5 separate regions of the Homo sapiens genome follow, and regions 1, 3, 4 and 5 are each linked to region 2. Evidence: chromatin loops called from intact Hi-C (ENCODE). Cell type or tissue: OCI-LY7. All regions are shown on one strand.

What was found. Hi-C counts contacts between places; a loop is a spot of excess contacts. Peaks named below come from ENCODE experiments on the same cell type or tissue, not always from the same donor. Only the 100,000 strongest peaks of a DNase experiment are listed, where the experiment ranks them.
Region 1: it touches region 2 in a loop (6-fold over the local background); 29 of 110 quality-filtered maps call a loop at or near these places.
Region 3: it touches region 2 in a loop (3-fold over the local background); 3 of 110 quality-filtered maps call a loop at or near these places.
Region 4: it touches region 2 in a loop (7-fold over the local background); 92 of 110 quality-filtered maps call a loop at or near these places.
Region 5: a loop joins it to region 2, with 10 times the contacts of the local background. A loop is called at or near these places in 90 of 110 quality-filtered maps.

The regions. Positions count from the first base shown.
Region 1 is chr6:139,228,669-139,233,668 of GRCh38, reverse strand. It overlaps a transcript of TXLNB not described here. Among named protein-coding and RNA genes, the nearest start is that of TXLNB, 61 kb to the left of the region's middle. In OCI-LY7, a CTCF peak has its summit at 3,009; a DNase peak (open chromatin) is centred at 2,978; H3K27ac peaks cover 1,414 bases.
Region 2 is chr6:139,362,336-139,367,335 of GRCh38, reverse strand. No RefSeq gene overlaps it. Among named protein-coding and RNA genes, the nearest start is that of CITED2, 9.8 kb to the left of the region's middle. In OCI-LY7, CTCF peaks have their summits at 2,545 and 2,754 (motif pointing right); a DNase peak (open chromatin) is centred at 2,785; H3K27ac peaks cover 1,622 bases.
Region 3 is chr6:139,276,673-139,281,672 of GRCh38, reverse strand. It overlaps TXLNB (taxilin beta), which reads left to right. Exons shown (of 10, transcript NM_153235.4): 3 at 4,752-4,843. All of the region lies in intron 2 of LOC102723690 (a long non-coding RNA gene), which reads right to left. Among named protein-coding and RNA genes, the nearest start is that of TXLNB, 13 kb to the left of the region's middle. In OCI-LY7, a CTCF peak has its summit at 1,884; DNase peaks (open chromatin) are centred at 1,752, 4,332 and 4,942; H3K4me3 peaks cover 3,839 bases; H3K27ac peaks cover 4,907 bases.
Region 4 is chr6:138,813,458-138,818,457 of GRCh38, reverse strand. ECT2L (epithelial cell transforming 2 like) reads right to left here. Exons shown (of 22, transcript NM_001077706.3): 4 at 3,855-3,967. Among named protein-coding and RNA genes, the nearest start is that of ECT2L, 20 kb to the right of the region's middle. In OCI-LY7, CTCF peaks have their summits at 2,028 and 2,229 (motif pointing left); a DNase peak (open chromatin) is centred at 2,207; H3K27ac peaks cover 38 bases.
Region 5 is chr6:139,217,395-139,222,394 of GRCh38, reverse strand. It overlaps a transcript of TXLNB not described here. Among named protein-coding and RNA genes, the nearest start is that of TXLNB, 72 kb to the left of the region's middle. In OCI-LY7, CTCF peaks have their summits at 2,834 and 3,043 (motif pointing left); DNase peaks (open chromatin) are centred at 2,474 and 2,974; H3K4me3 peaks cover 805 bases; H3K27ac peaks cover 1,119 bases.

The DNA of each region.
Region 1 (5,000 bases), 130 kb after region 2:
AAACTTAACAATCATGGCAGAAGGTGAAGAAGAAGCAGGTACCTTCTTCACAGGGTGGCAGGACAGAGTGAGTGAGTGCAACCAAAGGAAACACCAGACACTTAAAAAACCATCAGATCTCATGAGACTCACCAAGTCCAGGAGGTCAAGGAAGCAATGAGCCATGTTCCTGCCACTGTATCTAGCCTGGGTGACAGTGAGACACTGTCTCAAAAAAAATATCTATCTATCTATCTATATTTATTTATATATATATAAATTTATATAAAAATATATATTTATTTATATATATATAAATTTATATAAAAATATATATTTATATATAGTAAAGGCAGTCTCTTATAAAAATAATAAAATTACATAATAAACATTCAGAAAATAGAGAAAACTTACTCATAATTATATCACTCTAATTTAACCACTGTCAGCATCCAGTATATAAAATAGTGCATTTTAAATTATTTGAATGTGTTTTTAAGTTTAACATTATGTTAGTTTGGCTTTTAGGGAGGACACAGTAGTACAGGTGAGAATGATAGCTATTAATAGGTACCAGATTTGAGTGTTTACATTGTGTAGTAAAATTTTATATATTTCACTTTATCATAAAAACATGGAAGCATATTATATTATTTATAGAATAAACATGACTATGTAAATACAAATACCCAGCATTCATACATGTTGTTACAAAGCTTTTCCACACATTGTACTTAAAGATTTCAACACACACATACAGGTTTCCACATAAACCTCCTGGACATGGGGTAGAGCAAGATATTTAAACTCAACACAGCTCAAAAAATAAATAAGAGACCAACTCAGGAAAAATACGAATGTGGTAAATAATAAAACAAGAGAAAAAGTCAAACTGTTTATGAAGTGACAGGAAAGATGATAATACCATAAATCATAGCATTGGCTAAAGGTCAGGGTTCTAAAACAAATTCGAGCATTTCAAAATTGATGAGACAGTTAGTGGTTTTGTTGCTCTAGGGAAATGATAACCAGCATTATCTGTTTCATACCTATTAAGTAGAGCACGGATAAAAACTGTCAAGAGCCTGAGATTGCTCTAATATATGTACTAGGAAGATGTAACAAGCCATAAAGTATTCAGAAATCCCATATACAAAGAAAATTTCAAAGTCAGAGTTCAAGTTTATAGAACTAGTGCGACAGGACTACTTTAATCATATCTGAAGTCATGAGATTAAATATATATTAGATGAGAGTACTACAAGTATAATATGGTTTGGCTCTGTGTCCCCACCCAAATCTCATCTTGAATTGTAATCCCCATAATCCCCAGTGTTGAGGGAGGGACCCGGTGGAATGTGATTAAATCATGGGGGCAGTTTTTCCCATGCTGTTCTCATGATAGTGAGTGAGTTCTTATGAGATGTTTATAAGTGTTTGACAGCTCCTCCTTCATACAAGCTCTCTCTGGCCTGCCACCATGTAAGATGTGCCTGCTTCCCCTTCTGCCATGATTGTAAGTTTCCTGAAGCTTCCCCATGTCCAGTCCCAGCCATGTGGAACTGTGAGTACATTAAACCTCTTTCCTTTATAAATTACCTAGTCTTGGGCAGTTCTTTATAGCAGTGTGAGAACAGATTAATACACAGTGTGATACCACAGGCCAGATTTATTAGAATATAGTAAATGCTCTACCCAAACCAGTATAATTCCTCACAGTCAGACTATTGTAATGCTCTGAGTAAAGAAATTCACGTTCATTTGTCTTCTTAACATTCTTATCAACAAGTTATTCCTGGAATAAAAGTATCCAAGTTTAATCAAGGATAGTACTCATCCAGGAATCAGCCTATTGAATGCTTAGTCCCTGCTCTGCTGCCAACTAGCTGGGTGACTTTGGAGAAATTGCTTAACATCTCTGGGCCTCAGTTAACTCACCTATAAGATGAGAACCTCAGACTAGAGATTCCTTACTAGATATGTAAGGATTTTGGTGTCTCCAATTAAAATCTCAAGAGATTATGAAGTTTCCCCACCTCCAGGGAGAGTTTTATTCTATGAGACCTGCACGTCATTTGGGTTACTTCTGTTAAGTCAGGCAAGAAAAAGGAGACAAGAAATTACTCATATAATTTCTTTTAAGTTTAAAAATTAAATAGGGAAAGATGAAGGATTTATTCAACATACATTGAGGGCCTTCTCTGCATGAGGTTCTGTGCTAGCCCCTGGAATGACAGTGGTTACAAGTCTAAGCAAAGTGTTTCACGACCACCCACACCTTGACCCTGTCTGCTCCAGATCAGAGCACCTTGTTGTGTGACTCAGGCCTGATGACTCCTTCCACTTCCAGTGCTAGGAACTCAGCACCGTGGGAAGGGCCTGGAAGAGACTCTGGGCTGTCTCATTCACCCCAAAATGTTCAGCAACTAAAAAACAAGAAGGAAAACTCTGACAGCATGTTTATTAGAAATGATACCCAGATCTCCAAGTAGAGAGTGTAGGTTCTTGCTAGAGAATGGGGGTTTTATGAAATGTGTGTGTGGTTATTTGTGTGTTCATGTATTTATGTGTCAGTGTGTACTTGTGTGTGAGGGTACGTATGAATATTTGTGTGTAAAACGTGCCGGTATGTGCAGTTTTCTGGGAGTGCATTGTATGTATGTAGTTCTATATGAATGCTTGTAGTTGCATGTGACTCTATTTATGCATAATAAAGTAATGGAGCCTATGTAAGGGTGATGGTTATATGCAAGTTTACAATGTGTATGTGTTGGGGCTGGGAACTGAAAAGCTGAAACACTGCAGATGTAATTTGAGTCATGTGGCTAGCTACTTTTTCATAGGATCCCATCTTGCTGCAGACTTTTGTTTGCTCAACTAATCCTCTTTTGCTTACAATGTCACAAGGCTCACTTTTTTTGGCTTCTGAACAAACAGGCAGGTGTGTGAGGCTGCAAGTATAGTGTCAGCTATTCATGAAATAATTGCATGCACCACCAGCCCAATGTGACAGTCATCATGGACTCACAGCTCCATCCCCAGGCAAGAAAAGGAGTATGTCTTGAGAAATTCTCCATGCCATTCCTCACAGAGACCAGCTGCAGAGCATGGAGCACAAGAAGTGGTAGCAAACAGGCTAAATTGATTCTGGCCTGCCTAAGCGGAGAGGAGCTCTTCAGATGGTTACTATCTTTAACTAGGGTGACGTCCTTGGAGGCGGAGTCCCAGTCTCCTTTTTCTCTGCTATTATCCAGCTGAAATCAAGCCCCTGAATAGTTTCCCTGAACCAAAAGCCAAAGAGAAATAGTGTCCAATCCATTTATGTTTTAATCAGTGAGTCAGAAGGTAGTAAACCAGGACTGATTGCAGATCCTACTGGCCTATCAGCCATGCCCATAACTCATTCTTTGTGCCAAGAGATTTTTTGCTGTGATACAATTCATCTCCCCAAAATATTTAGCACTGACTAGCTATATAGTTGTAGGTGGACCATCTGGCTTCTCCCTTGCCCATTATTAGAAAACCGATATTGAAGTCCTTCAATTCAGTCTGGGAGTAATTTAAAGCAATACCAAGAGGAAGGAGAAGGAGAGCTTTTTATAACAAACTAATTGTCTGCCACACGTGTTAATTAATAATCTTCAAAAGTTAAAGGGAGCAAAATAGGTAAACATAAATAAAAGCCAAGGATAGATTGGGAGAATATAGTCACAGTAAATACAACGAAGCATTAACGTCCAGGAAAAAAAGAAATAGTACAAAGTAATAAGAAAAGACAACTCAGAAGAAAGTGGGCAAGGGCAATGGAAGATGGGGTGGGAGGTGCATTGTCTATCAGAGAATATTTAATGGTAATAAGACCAACCACAAGCCAGTCTGCTTTTTATTGTCACCATGCACAGCAGTCCCAAATAATGTGAGTGGTAGTTTTCCTCCCTGCCAGAGATGATCACACCCGCTGTGTGTCCCACCCTCATTTCTAAGCTCCTGGCATGGGATGTGAACGGGCAGTTTGTAGAAGAAGAAATACAAATAACTAAAACACATCAGGTAAATAAAAATAAACAGGCCAGGCATGGTGGCTCACACATGTAATCCCAGCACTTTGGGAGGCCAAGGCGGGCAGATCACCTAAGGTCAGGAGTTCGAGACCAGCCTGGCCAACATAGTAAAGCCCCATCTCTACTAAAAATACAAAAATTAGCCGGGCGTGGTGGCAGGCACGTGTAATTCTAGTTACTTGAGAGGCTGAAGCAGGAGGATCACTTGAACCCGGGAGGTGGAGTTTGCAGTAAACCAAGACCACGCCATTGGTCTCCAGCCTGGGCAACAAGAGAGAAACTCCATCTCAAAAATAAATAAATAAAATTTTAAAATGACACACAATCACTTTTGCTCATTAGCCTGACAGAACTTTCATACTGATAATACCCAGTATTAGAAAGGATGAGGGCAAATGGGTATACTCAGAAACTGTCAATATGGTATTGGGTCATCTGTCCTTTTCTCGTACATTTGTAGGAGTTCTTTCAAAGGGCAATTTGGAAGTATTGATTATCTTTCCCTAATGTGCAAAAATAAAAATTATTTAGCAAAGAGCAGACATATCGCTTTTTCCTGCCCATGTCCCTTCCTTGGAAAAAATACTTTGTCCTGGATACATGCAGTCTGGATGGGGCCATCAAGCACAGAGCCCTACCCACTCACCCAGTCCTGGCCTCAGGAGACGGGCCTAAAACAGTGTAACACTTGATAGAGTATTTAGTTCAAAGACAGTGGCAGCTCCAGAACTGCCATAGAAGAGGGCTTATGGACTGCAACTGGGTTGAAAGTGGGGCAGGAGACTATTTGGCTTGTCATGAAGTTGCACTTTCACACTAATTTTATTCATACGTTATCTGGGGGTTTGTGTGAACTGAAGCCACTCCGATCCAGTGTGCTCGCCCACGTGTACCAAGTGGGGTCCAGTCTAACCTAGCTATTGGGTTTTTTTCTGCTGTAATTCTGCCTACCAAGAGGAA
Region 2 (5,000 bases):
TCATACATCTCTCTTCACCCTATGTGTTTAGCAAACATAAGGACGATGAGGCCAGTAGGTGAAAAATGATTGAACTGACTGTTATGTTCCTAATATGAACTTAAATATCTAAATGTTTCTAAGATCCCCTTCTGACACCATTTTTTGGATCAATAGTTCTCAGCTGGGTAGAGGTACCTCTCAGGCTGGGGAGAAGGGAGAGAAAACAGTAACTTATAAAAACATATTCCATACTATATTTGGACAGATGTTTTAATACACATTCTTTTAGTAAAACAAAATGTAGAAAGACATTTCAAACTCTTATTATTTTTTTATTTATTTTGTTTGAGACAGAGTCTTGCTCTGTTGCCAGGCTGGAGTGCAGTGGCGCAATCTCAGCTCACTGCAACCTCCACCTACTGGGTTCAAGCGATTCTCCTGCCTCAGCCTCCTGAGTAGCTGGGACTACAGGCACGCACCACCATGCACAACTAGTTTTTTTGTATTTGTTGGCCAGGATGATCGCAATCTCTTGACCGCGTGATCCACTCACCTCGGCCTCCCAAAGTGCTGGGATTACAGCGTGAGCCACTGCGCCTGGCCTCAAAATCTTCTTGACTGATAGGGCATAGATTTTTAAATGGTAAGAAACACTGTTTAGACTGCATGGGATCAAATCGAAGAAATTTACCCTTCAATCAACATCTCTTAACAAATCTCTCTGTTGACCATAAGTTTCCTGTGGCTGCCTTGGTTGAGCACTTACTATGTGACAGATATTGTGGTAGGCACTTTACATACATAATCTCATTTAATGCTCACAATATGCTTGCAAGATTCATGATATTCTTCCAAATTTACATAAGGAAATTGACATTTAGAGAGGAAGTCAACTGCTCAAGGACAACACAGTAGCGGATAGAGGAGCAGAGTAGTTTCCAGACCTAGCTTCCGAGTCAGTGCTCTTTCTAAGACGCAGTGCTGCTGTGATAAACCAAATGACACCTATTCTTAAATGCCACTGATTGTAAAATGATCAATAAGTGATTAAGAGAAAAACCCATTACATTACATGAACACAAGTTCTAAAATATATGAACACAACTATACCATGTATTTATCCGTACAATCACACACCGTTTCCTTTTGGGATTCACAAGATTCGGGTCTACGCTTTTTCAAATTTGGTATAAAAATTCCTCCAAATTAAGTGTGACCCCTGAAAGTGCATGAGTAGCCTCATGGTGAGCTGCTTACCCCTTCTTAATATTTTGACCTCGTTAGCACTTCAAGTCAAATGAAAGAATATCAGTGATTTAAATTGCGGTTTCAGTTTTTTTTTCCTTAACTGAATTCCTTCTTGCTGGAAATAAACAGTTTCTTTCAGAAATTAAGCCAATGCCTTACCCTCCCAATTCTATACTCTATTAAATGAGAATGTTAGTTACTAAATTCTGGCACATAAATATGACCGCTTTACAACTCGCCCAACTGCCTGCCAGCGATTATGTTTTAATATTGATTATAAGATTCAGGCTGATTTCATAATGTTAAGATTTTTTTTAAGTACATGTTAGAATAAAGGAAATACAATATTTAGTTACTTTACACTTAACTAATCTTCCTCAATTTATCCAAAGTTTCTTGATGCAAATGTAAACTCACATTCTCTTACTTTGGTCTTCTATGGAAATGGAGAACTCTTCTATTAATAGTTACTGAAAAGAATAGTAGATCAGGAATAAAAAACATAGGTCTAGTCTTAACTCTGCAACCAAATAGCTGTGTAATTTAATCATTGTTGACTCAAGTTTCTCCATCAGTAAAATGAAGATGTTTAATTAATACATCTTGTATTCAAATTCTCATGAAGAAAACATAAGCCCGTTCCTATCATTTCTCCTCCTCTGAAAACATGGAGTACAATATTATAAGACCACCTCAAAACCTGTTCCATCATTCTTACCATTGTTTTTCCAAGCTCACCGTGAGTCTGTGGGTGTGCCATAGACCTGACCCAGTTGTGTCAACTTTCCAAAGATTGGAATCGTCTCTGTAAATATTCCCTTTCATTGCCATAATGAGCACAAATTTTGGCTACTGAGATTTATCAGCCTGCAAGCAAATGCCAAAAAAGCTTGCCACCCTAGGAAATATTTCCAGAACATGACATTGCAAATTTGCTGATGCAGTTGTTTAAATTATGTGTGTGTGTGTATGGTGTGTAACTTACTGAAAATAATTCGATCAATTCTTTATTTCAGGTTCTGTTTTATATTCTTACAGATTAATTTCACTTTTCCAACCTCATAAATAACAAACCATAACTATTTGAACTCTCTTCCTTTCAAACATCTTTTCCTGGGCCACAATTATTATCGTCATCATTAGCATAACTGTTAGTATTATTTACTTTCTCAGAGAGGCAATCCTATATACAATGCTAAGTCAGAGGAAGCTAGCATGTGTTGAACACTATAATAAGCAGATACGTAAGAGTTTTCAAGTAGTTAAGAGGCATTTGTCTATATCCATTTATCTATTTCTCCCTCCCCAACTTTACAACACCACATTCCACCAGTTTGGGAAATCAATTATTTAGCTAGATGATCAACTAATAGATTAGTTGAAAATTGTTAAACAAAAGTGTATCATAATACATAACTATCCAGGAAATAATTATAGACTGACATGTAAAAGTAATGTAGCTAAAGAACCATGATAATGTTACAAAATATTTGTTCCTTTCATCACTTAACCACTAGATGGAGCTAAAGGTCTGTAAATTCAAATTTGCGCTTTTCTCCTGAGCTGCTGGACTGTCATTTCCTTAAAGAATTTGCCCCCATCCCCACTTACCATTTCCTGTTTGTATTACTGAAACAAAAAATATCCTATGTGACCTATTTTAACCCTCAAAATTAAAAATATGTCAAGGTCACCCAAATACACTCTGCCCAAGCACCATTGCTCGCTACAGTCTAATAAAAATAGGAAATTGACAAAAGATGTCTTTGAGCAACTCCACTTTTTTTTTCTTTTTTTTAAATTATACTTTAAGTTCTAGAGTACATGTGCACAACGTGCAGATTTGCTACATAGGTATACATCTGCCATGTTGGTTTGCTGCACCCATTAACTCATCATTTACATTAGGTATTTCTCCTAATGCTATCCCTCCCCCTACCCCCCACCCCACGACAGGCCCCGGGGTGTGCTGTTCCCCGCCCTGTGTTCAAGTGATCTCATTGTTCAGTTCCCACCTATGAGTGAGAACATGCGGTGTTTGGTTTCCTGTCCTTGTGATAGTTTGCTGAGAATGATGGTTTCCAGCCGCATCCATGTCCCTACAAAGGACATGAACTCATCCTTTTTTATGGCTGCATAGTATTCCATGGTGTATATGTGCCACATTTTCTTAATCCAGTCCATCATTGATGGACATTTGGGTTGGTTCCAAGTCTTTGCTCTTGTGAATAGTGCCACAATAAACATACATGTACAAGTGTCTTTATAGTAGCATGATTTATAATCCTTTGGGTATATACCCAGTAATGGGATCACTGGGTCAAATGGTATTTCTAGTTCTAGATCCTTGATGAATCTCCACACTGTCTTCCACAATGGTTGAACTAGTTTACACTCCCACAAACAGTGTAAAAGTGTTTCTATTTCTCCACATCCTCTCCAGCATCTGTTGTTTCCTAAGTTTTTAATGATCGCCATTCTAACTGGTGTGAGATGGTATCTCATTGTGGTTTTGATTTGCATTTCTCTGATGGCCAGTGATGATGAGCATTTTTCTCATGTGTCTGTTGGCTGTTACATAAATGTCTTCTTTTGAGGAGTGTCTGTTCATATCCTTTGCCCACTTTTTGATGGGGTTGTTTTTTTCTTGTAAATTTGTTTAAGTTCTTTGTAGATTCTGGATATTAGCCCTTTGTCAGATGGGTAGATTGCAAAAATTTTCTGCCATTCTGTAGGGAGCAACTCCACTTTCTTCCCCTTTTTAACCCCTTCCCTTTTTGAAGTGTTCTCCTGCCTTTCATTTGCTCAGGTATCAGTGGCTCAATTTTCTGCCCTGCTGGGACGTTTATATCTTAATAGAGAAATTTGAGAGAGAGAGCATTTAAAACTAAAGGAAGAAATTTTGAATGGTAGGATTTTGTGCATCATTCAGAAAGATATTTGAAGGTCCCTAAGCCTTTCTCTATCTTTTTCTGACCCTGAAATCATTCCTTTTTCCTGTCTCTCCTACCTCTCAAGCCAGTGCTATTCAAAATCTTATACGAGGCCCTTTGCTCCTACCTTAAATATTGGTGTTTGCCAGACTTCTTACCTCACCTCACTAGTCAATTTCATCTATTTCTAAAGGGCTCTGATACCACCTAGAAATTGAGCATTTCAAAACCCAGATGTCCAGCCCAGACCTCCCCAATCTCTGCTTACTACTGAATGAACACACGCACGTGCACACACAGACACACACACACACACACACACACACACACTGACGTCTGATACACATTGAAGTAGAATATGTCCAAGACTTTATTCAATCCTCTCTCATTCACTTCCTGTGTTCTGATTCCTGGTTAATGGAACTGCTATTCATCCAGACACTGAAACCAGAAATCTAGAACTTTCTTCCATTCCTTCCCTCTTCTTCACCACCAGCCAAGCTACTTAGTTACCACATTCAACAAACTTGCCGCCTGCCTAAAATGTGCTTTCCTTCCTAAACCTCCCTTAGGTCTTTGTGAGAATTTGCTTCCTAGATGGCCACACTAATTAAAATGGAAAGCCGTCTCCAGCTTTTCCCCATGGCATGCCCTATCCCTTTAATCCTGATCAACTTTTCCCCAGAGCACTGCCAAGGGTGTTTCAAACTCTGTAAAGGCCCGGCACGGTGGCTCACCCCTGTAATCCCAGCACTTTGGGAGGCCGAGGCGGGCAGATCACGAGGTCAGGAAATCAAGACCATCCTGGATAACACGGTGAAACCTCATCTCTACTAA
Region 3 (5,000 bases), 86 kb after region 2:
GGAGGCTGAGGCAGGAGAATGGCGTGAACCCGGGAGGCGGAGCTTGCAGTGAGCCGAGATCGCGCCACTGCACTCCAGCCTGGGCGACAGAGCGAGACTCCGTCTCAAAAAAAAAAAAAAAAAAAAAAAAAAAGAACTCCAGATCCACTCTCCTACTGAGTGAGAGGCCAAAGTTCCCCTACAAATATGACAAGGCCACTGAAAGATAAGAGATAGAAAATGTCAGCCAAAGGGAACAAAATCTGACAAGAAAACACAGGCTAGGTGGTATTTTCGAAGCTGATACAGGCCTTAAAACCAAACGAAACAAGCAAATGAAAACCCTGACAATGAGTGGTGACAGTGAGGAGTAAGAGAACCTTTGTAAATTAAAAAAGTGGACCATAATAGTCTAAGATAACAAATATGCCATCCAAACAATGTTGCTTTTGTTTTCATTGTTATCTAAATCAAGCTAAAAATGGTGAAAGCTATTTTAGTTGTGAAATGACCAAATCTTAAAGGTTGAACTCAGAATCCATTTAGTCAACCCACTAATTTTATAGACAGGGAAATTAAAGCCAGAGAGTTTGAGAGTCCACACACACACAAAATAATAAAAATAAAAAAATAAAAAAATAAATAAATAAATCACTCAACTAGTTGATGGCAGAGTTGGTTCTGGAACCCAGGTCTCCTATCCTTAATCCAGTGTGAATTTAATAATACTTTCCTTCCTATCCCCTGCATACATGAATTTTACTTCCCTTAAAAGATATCTATAGATGCTCAGGAATTATTTATCTCATGCTTATTTTTAGAAATCATATCCTATTAGAAGAAAAACAAAACTAACAGTGAAATATAAATCTAGGTCTAACATTTGAAAGAGGGACATTCACAGTCTTTTCTGGCTTTAAGTTTCTGCCACAATTCATGGAAATCAGGAAGGTGGTTAGAGAGGTACACAAGTACGTATTTATAATGAAATTTAACCCCAAAGTTCTAAAAAAAAAATTTTGGAAGAGAAAAGGCATACTTTTGTTTTTGAGAGATGGAGTCTCGCTCTGTCCCCCAGGCTGGAGTGGAGTGGCCAATCTCAGCTCACTGCAACCTCTGCCTCTCAGGTTCAAGCGAGTCTCCTGCTCAGTTTCCCAAGTAGCTGGGACTACAGGCGTGCGCCACCACGCCCAGCTAATTTTTGTATTTTTTAGTAGAGACGCGGTTTTACTATGTATTGGCCAGGCTGGTTCTCCCGACCTCTGGTGATTTGAACACATTAAATCTGCATAAGTTGTCACCAAACTTAGTATAAACAATCATTACTATGCTAAAAGTTTCAGAAAAATCCTGGTCCACATTTCTGCAGCTGGCTTAGTTGCCTTTAATTTCAGGTTTTTTGTTTCTTTCTTTCTTTCTTTTTTTTTTTTTTTTTTTTTTTTAGAGAGAGAGTCTTGCTCTGTTGCCAGGCCGGAGTGCAGTGGTACAGTCTCGGCTCACTGCAATTTCTGCCTCCCTGGTTCAAGCGATTCTCCTGCCTCAGCCTCCAGAGTAGCTGGGATTACAGGCATGTGCCACGACACCAGCTAATTTTTGTATTTTTAGAAGAGGCAGGGTTTCACCACGTTGGCCAGGATGGTCTCGATCTCCTGACCTCGTGATCTGCCCGCCTCGGCAAGCATGAGCCACCACGCTCGGCCAGTTTTTTTGTTTCTTTGATGTAAAAATAATTTCTCCACCTTCCAATAAAACTGTGCCAGTGACCACAGCCTTATGCAACAGCGCTGTGTCTGCTACACAGGTGGTTCCACTTTCATGTAGACTTCCTACCACGCTGAGCATTTCGCAGTGTGGTGGCTACATGCCCACATGCCTTCCTAGCTTTCATGAGGAAGAAATGAAGCTTGCTTTGGAAGAACACATTAGGGAGAAGGCAGGTGATTCCTTCCTGATAAAGCGTCCCTGAATAAAGTCAGTTTTTCCTCTTTTGTTTGACACTGTCACCAAATGACCCTATTTCCATGGAGATGTAATGATAGCCTTTTGTAGATGATGAGCAAGTCTCTGTCTACTCCCCTCCTCCATGATTACTTCACATAGCACCCTAGTCCCACAACACCAATGGAAGTTTAAAAACTGAGGTCAGTGATGTTGTAAATTTATGAATTCTGCACATGCCCATCTCCAGTTTCCTGGATTTTTTTTAATTAATCTCCAGTTTTAGTGCTTTTCCTGTGAGACTTACAAATAGAAATTCTGTTTCCTGGATTTTTTGTTGAAGGGAAGAATAATTTTTGAAGGCATATTGATGCACCTGGATGTTAACCTTCTATACAAAATAACACAGTAGAGCAGAAAGAGACCTCAGTGAGTGTGAAGAGTAAAAAACAAAACAAACAAAACCAAAAAGAAACCTCTTCTCACAGTCACAGAAAATAAAACCAAAGGGGAGAAGATACTTAATGTGGGAAGAAAGCAAGAACCTTTGGACTCACTCATTTCTATCTCTCCCAAACAAGACAGGTAATGGTTTCACATGTCGGTACACACACTGAGAGGTATTCCAGGATACATAAAACATCACAGGTGAGAGTAAGACCTGTTTTTCCTCTAGTTGGTCACAAAAAATTGTTTTCATGACAGTGTTTATTTGATTCACATGATACGAGTTTGAGCTAGTTGGCTTTGATTTTTTTATTTGTTCGTTTGTTTTTTGCAGTGGAGTGCAGTGGTGCAATCTCAGCTCACTGCAATCTCTGCCTCCTGGGTTCAAGTGATTCCCCTGCCTCAGCCTCCCGAGTAGCTGGGACTACAGGCATGTACCACCAAGCCTAGCTAAGTTTTTGTATTTTAGTAGAGATGGGGTTTCACCATGTTGGCCAGGATGGTCTTGATCTCCTGACCTCGTGATCCGCCCGCCTTAGCCTCCCAAAGTGTTGGGATTACAGGCGTGAGCCACCGTGCCTGGCCAGCTTTGTTTTATTCTATTATTATCATCATTTACTGAGCACTTGCCATGGGCCAAACACTGTGTTGCATCCTGGGCCAAGAATGATCAAGAGTAGTCTCTTGACTTTAATAGATGACACTCTAACTTGAGATTGTAGTCTTCATGTGGGCACCTTCCCTGGACTGAAGACAAAGGTGAAGGGATGGCCTGACCAATGCAAATCCATCCCTGTCAGTAGAGGGATAACCCAAAGCACATGCCTGGCAGGGGCGAGGCGTCAGTGATTATCAGCTGCAAATGCCACAGGCCATAATTGGAGAGCTGGGAGGGACCCTACTCACACCCACCTTCCCCTGTTTTAGGCTAATCTGAACTGACTCACTAGGCAAAGATAGACAAAACTAACTGTTGGGAATGAGGTCATTTAAAAAAAAAGTTGCCTTCTATTTCTCTAGGTCTCTCTAGCATCAGAATTCCACATGAGAGTGGAGTGACTTAGAACAAGTAGGCTAGCCTTGGATTCAAGCCTTCTCTCTGCCAGCACTAATCATGTAACTTTGGACTTTTCTGGGCCTTAAATACTAAAATGCATAAAATTAACCGGTTAGTCTGGATGCTCTTTGAAATTCCTTCTAGACCTAAAATTCCTTGATTCCATGTAAAGTTGCCAGGTTTAGCAAAGGAAAATACAGGATGTCCAGAAAAATTAGAATTTCAGGTAAACAACGAATCATTTTTTAGTACAAATATGCCCCATGTCCTATATTTCATCTGGCAATCCTAATTTCATGACATATATGCCTCTCCAAGATGAAAGCAAGTACTCTAGCCAAGGGGAAATGTCTGTTCTTGGGGGAAAGGTTGTCAATTTTCTTAAGCAGATTTATGTCAGGAAGTGTGGGCTTTGTTGTGTGGCTTGACCACCCTATTCTGATTAAACAGAGTGGTTTTCATAGATAGGTAGGGATGGGAAAAATGCCCCACCCTTTCATGATTATTTAACAGGGTTAATTTTTTTTTAGTGTAGCATAAACTCCAACTGGAAACAAAATGAAACTGCCAACGGATATTAAGGCCTAGGTGGGGGAAAGGAAGGCCAGAGAAGGCTGTGTCCATTATCACAGAGACAGAAAAAGGCTTGTGGAAAGGCTCTCCATGTCTTTACTTGGTTTTCCTTCTATAATGATTTTATTCTATTTGGTAGGAAACAGGATCAGAGTTATTCCCACTCCAACGCCAGGGAATGGGTTTATGTACAAAAAAGAGAAACTTGGTTCCCCCTAAAAGAGGGAAAAGAAGTACCAAAAGAACAAAAAACACAGGGGAAAAAACGGGCAGGCTACTTCATCAAGCTTCTCTGCTTCTGGCTGGAATCCCAGCAACTCCGTGTTGCTGTTTCATACTAGTCGGAAATTTTGATTGGCTGTTTTGCTTCCTTTTTGTTAATTCAAGTGGGAAAACGGGTGACGTATTCTTTCAGAAAGTATTTTTGATGTATAAAATCTTTTGATTCTGAAGAATACAGGGAGGAGAAATAAGAACGGATTCTTGTGATGAAAACTGGGAGACTTCTGTTATAGCAAACATTTATTGAGAGTCTGCCATGAACCTCACACCGTACCACACATTCACAAACTTCCCAACTAATGTTCACTCTGTAAGGTAGGTGTCATCATTTCTATAGGAAAGAAAATTACATCTGATAAGATGAATGGCTTAGCCAAGGTTGGGAATAATTAGCAAGTGGTCAATCTGAGACTCCAGCCCTTATCACCTGACTGTAAATTCAACACTTATTTTTTTCATGTCTTTTTTTTTTAAGGCAAAGAAGCCAACCTGCTAATGCAAAATCTGAACAAGTTGCAAACACCGGAAGAAAAGTTTGATTTTTTATTCAAGAAGTATGCTGAATTGGTAAGATCTTGGATTAGCTTCTTTTCTCAGAACGATTAGTGAGCCCAGTGCCTCTAGCTTCAAGGAACAACAAACACCTGCCAATCCGAGAATGAATTGTAAACAGCAACATCTGAGGTCTGTGCGCTAACCCTGCAGATTATGAGACCCACAGCTA
Region 4 (5,000 bases), 550 kb after region 2:
GTTGTCTCTGAAAAACTGCACACCAGATTGCCTCACAGATCACAGCTGAGACAGACGTCCTCAAGTGAGCCCTCACAGGCTGCGTGGGAAGAATGGAAGAGGGGGTAATGAAGTGGGAGAGGGGGCTGTTCTCTCTTAATACACCTTGGTGGATATTTTTCTGCCCTCCAACCCCATTTCAAGTCTGCTCTGATGGAGACAAGTGACGAGAGTGAATCCTTCATGGGCTGTTTATGATCTCACACGCACACGCACATACACACCTGGGTCAATGCATTCCCCCTCTAGGGAATGCAGTTGCATGAATGCTGCCCCACCCATCCAGGAAAGCTGCAAGTTTGAGCAGCTCTGGCTCTGGAACCAAAGGCCTTTGTTTGAGGAATTACCAGGCACTAAGCAGAGGCAATTCAAAACCGGTTCCACCAGTGTGGCAAGGGGACTGATTCAAACTCCTCACGGGTTTCTCTGAGTGTAACAGACACAAGCAGCCCAGTTTCCTTTAAGGAGTCACAGGAAAGGTCAACCTAGTCAAGTGGTAGGGGAAAGACATCACTGGAAACCATTAGTCATGTGGACGACACGGGGCCATAACATACCAAGAAAAGCCACAATTGAGGTATAAAGTTGCTAGGCATGAAAGACCAGCAGAGAAGTCTTCCCAGGAGAAGGGACATTTTAGTTTGCCAGAGGGATGGTTTAAGAAGCTAAACCTTTAAAAAATGTCTTAAATATCATAAAATTCCACTTAGGAAATCATCTTAAAACTTACTAGGGAATACTTATTAGGCCAGGAAAGAAAACTCTAAGATATTTGAATATATCTCATAGAGATTATGAATAATTTTTTAAAAGAAAATTGTGTTGACAGTTTCCACCAATATTGCAATACCCTGTTTATAACTGACTGAATTAAAACAAAATTATTTGGAAATTATAAAACCATCTAAAACAATGGCCTCTCTACCTTGAAAGAAAGGTATTGCACAAATATAGCCTAGCTTACATATAAACATTTCAAGTATTCAAATAATACTAATTTCTTTCATTTATTAATTTATTTACAGTTATTGGGTAAGCAAGACTACAGGAATAAATGATCCAAAAGAAATGCTTAATAATTAAAAATTGATTGCACTACCATTGGACCCAGCAATTCCACTCCTATATGTATAGCTAAGAGAAATAAAACATCTCTATGCAAAACTTGGACACAGATGTTCATAGCAGCACTATTTATAATAATTATTTACAATAATCAACTGAGGAGTGGATAAATAAAATATGGCACATCCATACAATGGGATAATATTTGGCAATAAAGGAAAGAAGTACTGACATGTGTAACAAAATGGATGAACCTTGAGAACGTTATAATATGTGAAAGAAGCCAGTCACAAAAGACCACATACTGTCTAATTCCATTTATACGAAAAGTCCAGAATAGGCAAATTTATAGAGACAGAAAGCAGATTTGTGTTTGCCCAGATCTAGAGGGATGGAGATGAGAAGTTACTGTTAATGGGTAGGGGGGTTCTTTGTGGGATGATGAAATGGTCTAAACTTAACATGTGATGATGATCACACAACTCTGTGAATGTACCGGAACCACTGAATTGTACCCGTAAATGGGTGATTTTTATTGTATGTGAATTATATCTCAATAAAGATGTTTAGGCCGGGCGCGGCGGCTCATGCCTGTAATCCCAGCACTTTGGGAGGCCGAGGCAGGCAGATCATGAGATCAGGAGATCGAGACCATCCTGGCTAACACGGTGAAACCCCATCTCTACTAAAAATACAAAAAAAGTAGCTGGGCGTGGTGGTGGGCGCCTGTAGTCCCAGCTACTCAGGAGGCTGAGGCAGGAGAATGGCATGAACCCCGGGGGCAGAGCTTGCAGTGAGCTGAGATCGCGCCACTGCACTCCAGCCTGGGCGACAGAGCAAGACTCCATCTCAAAAAAAAAATGTTTAAAGGAAATTTATACTAACATTCATGAAACTATGAAATACAGTCTGCTCTCTGAAGAAATGCTGCTGCTATCCAAAAACAAACAAACAAACAAAAAAAAAAAGTACTTTCACTGAACAGGTTAGTTTTATATTCTTGTCTCACAGAAAAAAGAATTCAGTTACCGGACAAAGGATGCAATTTCCAGTGACAAAAAGTCAGGCCTGAGTTAAGCTGCTTCAAAATATACCATAAGATCTCTAATGACCTCCAGTGGTCACAACTAAAATTGCCTGGTTTATGATACGTGAGCCTAGAACATGATGCACAAAGTGGTTATAAATGTGAGGTCTGGTCTGTTATTTTCTTATCTTGAAAGCTGCAAAGTTGGAGTAAAAAGAAACATAGCCAATGACTATCATAAAATGTCTTCCCCCTGATTTTTCAACATTGACTGAAGGGCCTGTTTATCTGTGCCCTGTCTTTGCAGCCTCTTTCAACAGAGCCAGGAAGATGCCTGTCTCCTTCCAGTGACTCCATGGGGAGAGTCCGTTAACAATCTGCTTTGCACCCACAGATGCAGGAGTAGCTGACAGGTGAGGAGGAGAGAAAAAATGGCTGATCAAAAGAGACTGGCAGGAAAACATGTAAGAAAGAACAGGAAGCAAGTACTCCACCTAAAATATGCCAATTTGATCATGCACCACTCTCAGATATTTTTGCTGGGTATCTAAGACATCCGAAGGTTACCCTCTCCTGCAACCTCACCACCAAGTTCTAGTGAAAGTACCTAACATCAAATGATGCCATACCTAGAGTTTTTCTAAACAAACATTAGTAAATAAGCCCAAACAACTTCACACAGTCTCCTCTGTAGGACTGATGAAGTCCCAGCTCTTTCTCCTCTGGGCAAAAGATTCATTCAAAAGGACAATGTTTCAGAAATAGTATTCTATTATTTTTACCCTCATTGTTGGCCTCGGGCTACCAGAAATCCTCCAGACTAACATAAGGCTTTTTATCTGGCATTGAGGGCTGGAAAACCATCCTGCCACGTACCTGCTACCAGCCTGGCTGGATTCTTCAACCACACCCAGGCAAGCTGGAGGGCTCTCTAGAATATTTCGGTCAGTCCACACATATCTTGAATTTCACGAAAGAGAATCCGTTTCTAACATTCATCTGGCTGGTTAACAAGCCACGGGTTGTTTTGAGAATAATGTCTGATATTTGCTATGCTAATTAGTAAAGTATCTAATAACTCAGGTATTGTGACCTTCCAATCTAGAGCTGGCTAATGACCCCTAGGGTATTCATTCCTGACCAGAACAGGAGCTGACCCTGGGCATAACTTCAACTCACAGATGTCACACCATCTGTGCTGAGTGTTTTAAAGTAAATTACAGACATAACATGAGGGAAGGGGAAGAAAGAGAAAGAGAACCCTCTTCGTAATCCTTGACTAGGGCTGTATAAGTCTTGCCCATATTCCTAAATGTTTCAACCACTGTCACTTGTCATATATTTTGTAGATCCATCCATTCATTTAATGATTATGCCTACCTATGTCCCAGACATCCATTTGCAATATATTGTCTGTCTGATGGTTCCAAGGAAAATTTAATATGCTAAGAGAATGTTAAAAATTCACTGACTGAAGCCATTGTGTTTTTGCCAACATGAAACAGTCCCACCATAGTATGAAAGCATTAAATCCTCCCCACGGCTTCACTTCAGCCTCAAGGCAAAAGCAGGCACTGGAAAAGTCTGTTTATAAACCTTAAAATATCAATTACCTTGTTTTTTTTTCTCCCTAGGAACAAAAAATCTCTTAAAGGTTATATAAACATTTATATACGGTTTTCTTTAAGAATCAATGTTAATTACATCATTAGGCTACATTTACCTTAATTGTGATTTAGTGCATCTTAAAAAAATTGCGAATAAGAATTCTTGACGTTGCTTGTTAGTCCAGAGGTCAAACCAATGACTTATAAGAGCCACTCTTTCCTGAAAGAGCTATAAGGGGGAGGGGAGGAAGTGACATTTGCTGTACAGTTCATTGTTTTTAATTGCTAAGCAATCTTTAGACAATCTACCAGCAACCTCACAGCTAATATTTGCAGAGTGCATTACAGTTCACAGAGCGCTTTCACATATAGAGAGAAAGGTCTCTCCTTTCAGGTTAAACTTTTTACCCAGGGATACTGACAGGCCCAGGCTTGTTGGGTGGGTTGATGGGAAAGACTGGCAGTGATGTAATTATAGAGGGGCCCAAGAAGGGCCTCTGGAAAACAAAGAGGTAATGATTCCTGGATCTTGTTTCTACCTAGGCTAATGTGGCCTAGGGAAACAGAGTCCACACATTTCATTTTGAAAACATATACGGGCTACACTCATTTAATTGTGAAAACAGAACCATTTGAGGTAGGTATAACTTCACTAACTCACAACCCTGGATCTTTATAGCACCCACCAAGATGAAAGTAAGTATCGCTAAATAGCCAACAGAGACATGTCTCTAGGGAAGACATACATTAAGGACCAGAGTCCCCCAAACCTGCGTTTCGGTCCAGCTTTGCTCAGATAGAGATAACAAACTCACTGTTATTATCATAGGTCAGGCTTTAGTCCCAGCCTGGTCTAGTCTCCTTCTCTGGTGAATGAGGCTGAACTCACAAGAGCACCCAGTTTGCCTTCTCTATTGCCAGAGCCACCATAGGCCATTAAATGACGACTTCCTGAATTACCTTAAAATAGGAGAGGCATCCCCAGGCCACATGGAACCATCCAGTTGGCACAGGAGGGAAGAGAGGATTACAAATACAGAGGAACACAAGCATGAATACTCCCAGCCCCCACCACCAAAATCACCTTCTCACCTCCTTCCCTATCTACAGCAACTGTGTGTCCTAGAGGTCTCTATTTTGTTCCTGGAGGTACTGAGTGGAAGGGGAGGCCATCTGGAGCCTCCCTTAAGGTAGGAGATGAGAACTGGGGTGAGAAGAGACTGTCTTTGGGACAAAGCTAAGTTTATTTTTGTTTAAACTGA
Region 5 (5,000 bases), 140 kb after region 2:
TGTAGTATTGCTTATTGCCTTAAAATCCACTTTGTGTGATATAAGTATGAGCTTATATAAACATGATATAAACATGATATAAGCTGATATAAACATGAGCTTTCTTGTGGTTAATATTTTCATGCTGTATCTTTCTCCACACTTTTATTTTCAATTTTCCCAAATTATTTGAATTTGCAATATGTACTTCTGTACAATATAGAGTCTTGTTTTATGTTGTTTGCTTTATCTAGTCTGACAATTTTTGTCTTCTAATTAGAGATTTTGATTCATATGTATAAAATTAAACTCACCACCTTGCTATTTATTTTATACTTGTGCCATCTGTTTTATGTTTATTTTTATTCCTTTCTTTTTAAATTTTTTTGGACTTTGGATTATATATTTTTATTATATTCCCCTCTCTGTTAGCTATTTTTAGTTATTCAATCTTTCCTTAAGCTTTTAGTGGATACCATAGGCATTTCAACATTCATCTCTGACTTATTAAAGTCTAATGAAAAATATTATTTTGCCACTTCCTGGCCAAAGCAAAGCCTTAGAACATTTTAACGCCATCTAATCCTTTACTCCTATCTTCTGATTCATCATCCAGTTTATGATCATTCTCTCTTCAATTATATCTAAGCCACTGTTATACCAATCCATTGAGTTCTTAATTTCAGCTATAATATTTTCCAGTTTTAGACATTGTATCTTATTTTTTTATAGTTTCCAGTTTTCTTGTACAATGCTCTATCTCATCATTTAATTTATTGAATGTACAAATCATCATTATCTTAAACTCCACGTCCGATCATTGCAATATCTGGATATCTTAAGTGTTTTTTACCTTGGTTTTCAGCAATTTTGCCTAGAGATATACCAGATATTTTTTGTTCGAATGCAGGGCAGTTTCTGGAGAAAAAAAAAGAAAGAAAGAAAAATGGAGATGATTTAAATCTCTGGAAAGTGTTATCTTCCTGAAGAGAGTACTTATTTTAGCTTCCAGCAGGCAGTTAAGATGGAACCAATTATCTTACCCAATCATAAACTGAGGTGATTTGAAGTTGGGCTTCAGACTTTTTAGGGAACTTTATTTTCTGCAGTGTAATTGTTTGAGGGTCCCAACTAAAAGCATGGAGTGTTTGCCAGGGCCCTAAACCATTAACTAGCTCTAAAATCCAATTTTTGTTTCTGATGCCCCATGAAACTGTGGGATGCTTTGCTTAGCGTCTCATCCTCTCAGTCACAGGTTGCATATTTGCAAGAGCGTTCAAGGGGAAAACCAGTCCCAATGTTACTTCATTTCTCTTTTTGCTTTTCTTGACCATTTCAAGTTTTTGTTGCCTAGCTAGCTCTCCAGTGCCTTCCAACAGACATTCTACCTGTTTTATCAAGTTCTCCTAGTTCTTGGATGCAGGGTTACCCTGCAACAACTGATTCTACCCTTACAAGAAGCAGAATTCCCATCCAGCTTGTCTCTTGAGCATCAATTTCATTATCTTGAGATTCTGAAGATGCATCGTATTTCCTTTGAGCTCTAGTATTTGGGCTCTATGATTTCGGCTCCTCTGAGTTTCTGTTTTATTTAAGAGCCAGCTATGGAGGACCAGGTTTGTTATTTTAGCTAAGATTTTGACCTTTATCATTATCTGATATAATGCAAATATTAAAGGTCAACCACGGTTGAAACTGGGCAAGTAAGTTTTATCCTATGTGCCAAAGAATCTGTCTGAGACCAAAACTGGTCTGGAAGGAAAGTGTGCCACAATAAGTTAATAACGCCAACCCTAGAAGGAGGGGAAGGGGCAGCACATATGCCAGGCATTTGTCAGACGCAGATATGATGACACACATATGGATCCAGCTCTCCGAGGAGCTACTTTGTATCCACTTAAATTTGAGAGACTCATGGCTACCTCACTCCTGCCTCCCTTTGGATGGTATACAAGGATTCACTAAAATGGCAGATATTCACCCCATAAACTAAAGTACTAGCAAAAAACAAATCCCAGTGACTTGTGGTTTCCCATCACTTTGTGTGAGAAGTTTGAATTAAATAGAAATTAAATAGTCTGTTCAGGCTTCTATAACAAAATACCATAGACGGGGTGGCTTACAAACAACAGAAATTTATTTCTTGCAGTACTAGAGGCTGAGAAGTCCAGTATCAAGGTACCAGCAGATTCAGTGTGTGGGAGATCTGCTTCTTCATAGACAGCCATCTTCTCATGGTGACTTCACATGGCAGAAGGGGCAAAAGATCTCTCTGAGGTCTCTTCTATAAGGGCACTAATCCCATTCATGAGGGGTCCACCCCCATGATCTAATTATCACCCAAAGGCCCCACTTCCTAATACCATCAGTTTGAGAGTAAGGATTTCAACATATGAATTTGAGGGGGACACAGTCAGTCCATAATATCAGTTGAGATTCAGCTGTCAGGAAATGAAGGGTAATTACGGTGACCATATTTTCTAAACCGCAAGTGAAAATGCAGTTGGACAAAGCCTAATACTCTTATATCAGCAAGAAAACAGAACATTAGAAATCAAGACTGACCAGGAAAAGCCAGCTCATAGGTATAACAAATATAATTCTGCCACCAGTTCAAGATACTCTAGATTTTTGCTGACTTGGTTTCAAGATGGGTCTTTAGAGAGTTTTCCATATTGATGAGATTTTCCAGCCCAGAGTTATAAGAAGGAAAGGCCTGCCTGCCGTCTCAGCCTCCCAGCTGCTCCCAGACACATCTGTGGGGAACCAGATAACTGACTCCTAACCTGCTTATTTTAGCCCAGTGGCTTCGCTTCCTGACGTCTCCAGTCTCATGGTCACATTCCAAAGGCCCTCACTCTGAAACTGCCTGCAAGCAGGGACAAACAGCAGCAGCTGCCACCGCACTGATAATGGGTTTGTGTTGCTGCTTGCCCAGAAAGGCTGCTTTGAGCTGATGATTTGCATTCCTGCTTGCCCAAACATACAGCCTCCGTGCGGCTGCCAGCTTCTGCACAGAGAGAACAGCAGTGCCACCTACTGAACCGCTGGAGATGTAGCCAGTGACTTGGTCAGCTCAGGCCTGCTTGTCACTAAATCTGGCAGGACTGTATACCCAGCAACTGGACTGAAAACCACCTTTGTACAGTGATTAAGTAGGCCTCCTCTTCTGCCAACTTGAGTGATTGTTTACCACTGTTAGGCTGAAAAAGTCTCAAGGAAGTTTATTTTTCTCTGAACAAATGAAACCAAATTGCAGTTGGGATCCAGGCTGTATCCCACTTCAGTGAGAAATGGGCAAGCCAGCAATTGTGGAGTTGAACATTGAATACAATTAGTGAGTACTTACCCTGTGCTAGACAGTGGGTGAGGCACCGGGATAGAAGTATGAATGAACTACACTAGACAAGCAATAGAAAGATAACGAACCTATACCAGTATTCCACAATTGACAAAATATACTCAAAGAACTCAGCCACAATTTACACCACAGAGAGTATATCTCCAGGGATGGAATTTGGGGGAACCAGCTTTCTATTTTCCCATGGGTTCCATTGCTGCTGTTGCCAAGCTGAGATCCAGAAGCCATGATGACTTCTTCAATGGTTTTTTGGGTTTTTATAAATCATCAATTAACAAATAATATTATGGAATCTTTTTTTTTTAGACAGAGTTTTGCTCTGCCACCCAGGCTAAAGTGCAATGGTGCAATCTCAGCTTACTGCAACCTCCACCTCCCAGGTTCAAGCGATTCTCCTCCCTCGGCCTCCCAAGTAGCTGGGATTACAGGCATGCTCCACCATGCCTGGCTAATTTTTTGTATTTAGTAGAGACAGGGTTTCACCTTGTTGGTCAGGCTGGTCTCGAACTCCTGACCTCAGATGATCCACCCACCTTGGCCTCCCAAAGTGCTGGGATTACAGGTGTGAGCCACCACGCCTGGCCTATATTTGGAATCTTCTTCACAAAATTGCTGCTTTGCAGATGCCCTAAGTATCTGCTTGGCCTTCCTCTTGGAAAATCTTACCTGGACAACTCTCAAAGTGCTAAATCTTTTTGCAGTATTCACAAACTCATCTATGTGTGTTAATAGCACATTTCTGACAATTATTAATAAAGTATATTTTATATGTTTTTGGTGTCTAATAACATCAGAAAACCTTACTTAAATATGTGCATACATACAAACGTACTTGTACTTGCTTATGTAAGTTAGTAATTAAGCACCCTATTAAGTCGAGAACCCAACACATACTGAATTGGTCACACATTTGCTGCTGAGCAGCAGAAGCTGAACACCCTAAAGGGGACCCTACCATACTGAAAGACACTAATGCTTCAGCCACCGTGTACAGCTGCCATCCAATCATAGTCTAATGAGTTATGCAGGTGTGACTCCTCCTCTAAAAGGAGAGACCAGGTAAATACAAATTATTGGAAATGGGCAAATCAGTGTCATGTTGGACACAATGTTCATAGCTTTAAGACTGATTGCAATATTCACAAACTAAGCTAAAATTTCTTTTTCTTTTTTTTTTTTTTTTTTTTTTTGAGACTCTTGCTCTGTCGCCCAGGCTGGAGTGCAGTGGCATCATCTTGGCTTACTGCCACCTCCGCCTCCCAGGTGCAAGCGATTCTCCTGCCTCAGCCACCCGAGTAGCTGGGATCACAGGCAACTGCCACCGTGCCCGGCTAATTTTTTGTATTTTTTAGTAGAAACAGGGTTTCACCGCGTTAGCCAGGATGGTCTCGATCTTCTGAGCTCGTGATCTGCCCTCCTTGGCCTCCCAAAGTGCCAGGATTACAGGTGTGAGCCGCCACGCCCAGCCTAAGCTAAAATTTCTTAAACTACTACTGTGAAAATTATATGTGAAGCAGGATGAAGCAGACGTTAATCCTGCTAAAGTGTCTGGTATTTTACTATGATTTTAGTTTTGAAGTGGGCAATAATTTAAATATTATGCATTAAATATTTACATTAGCTCTTATTTTCACTCATAAATATTCAGTTGTCATATTTC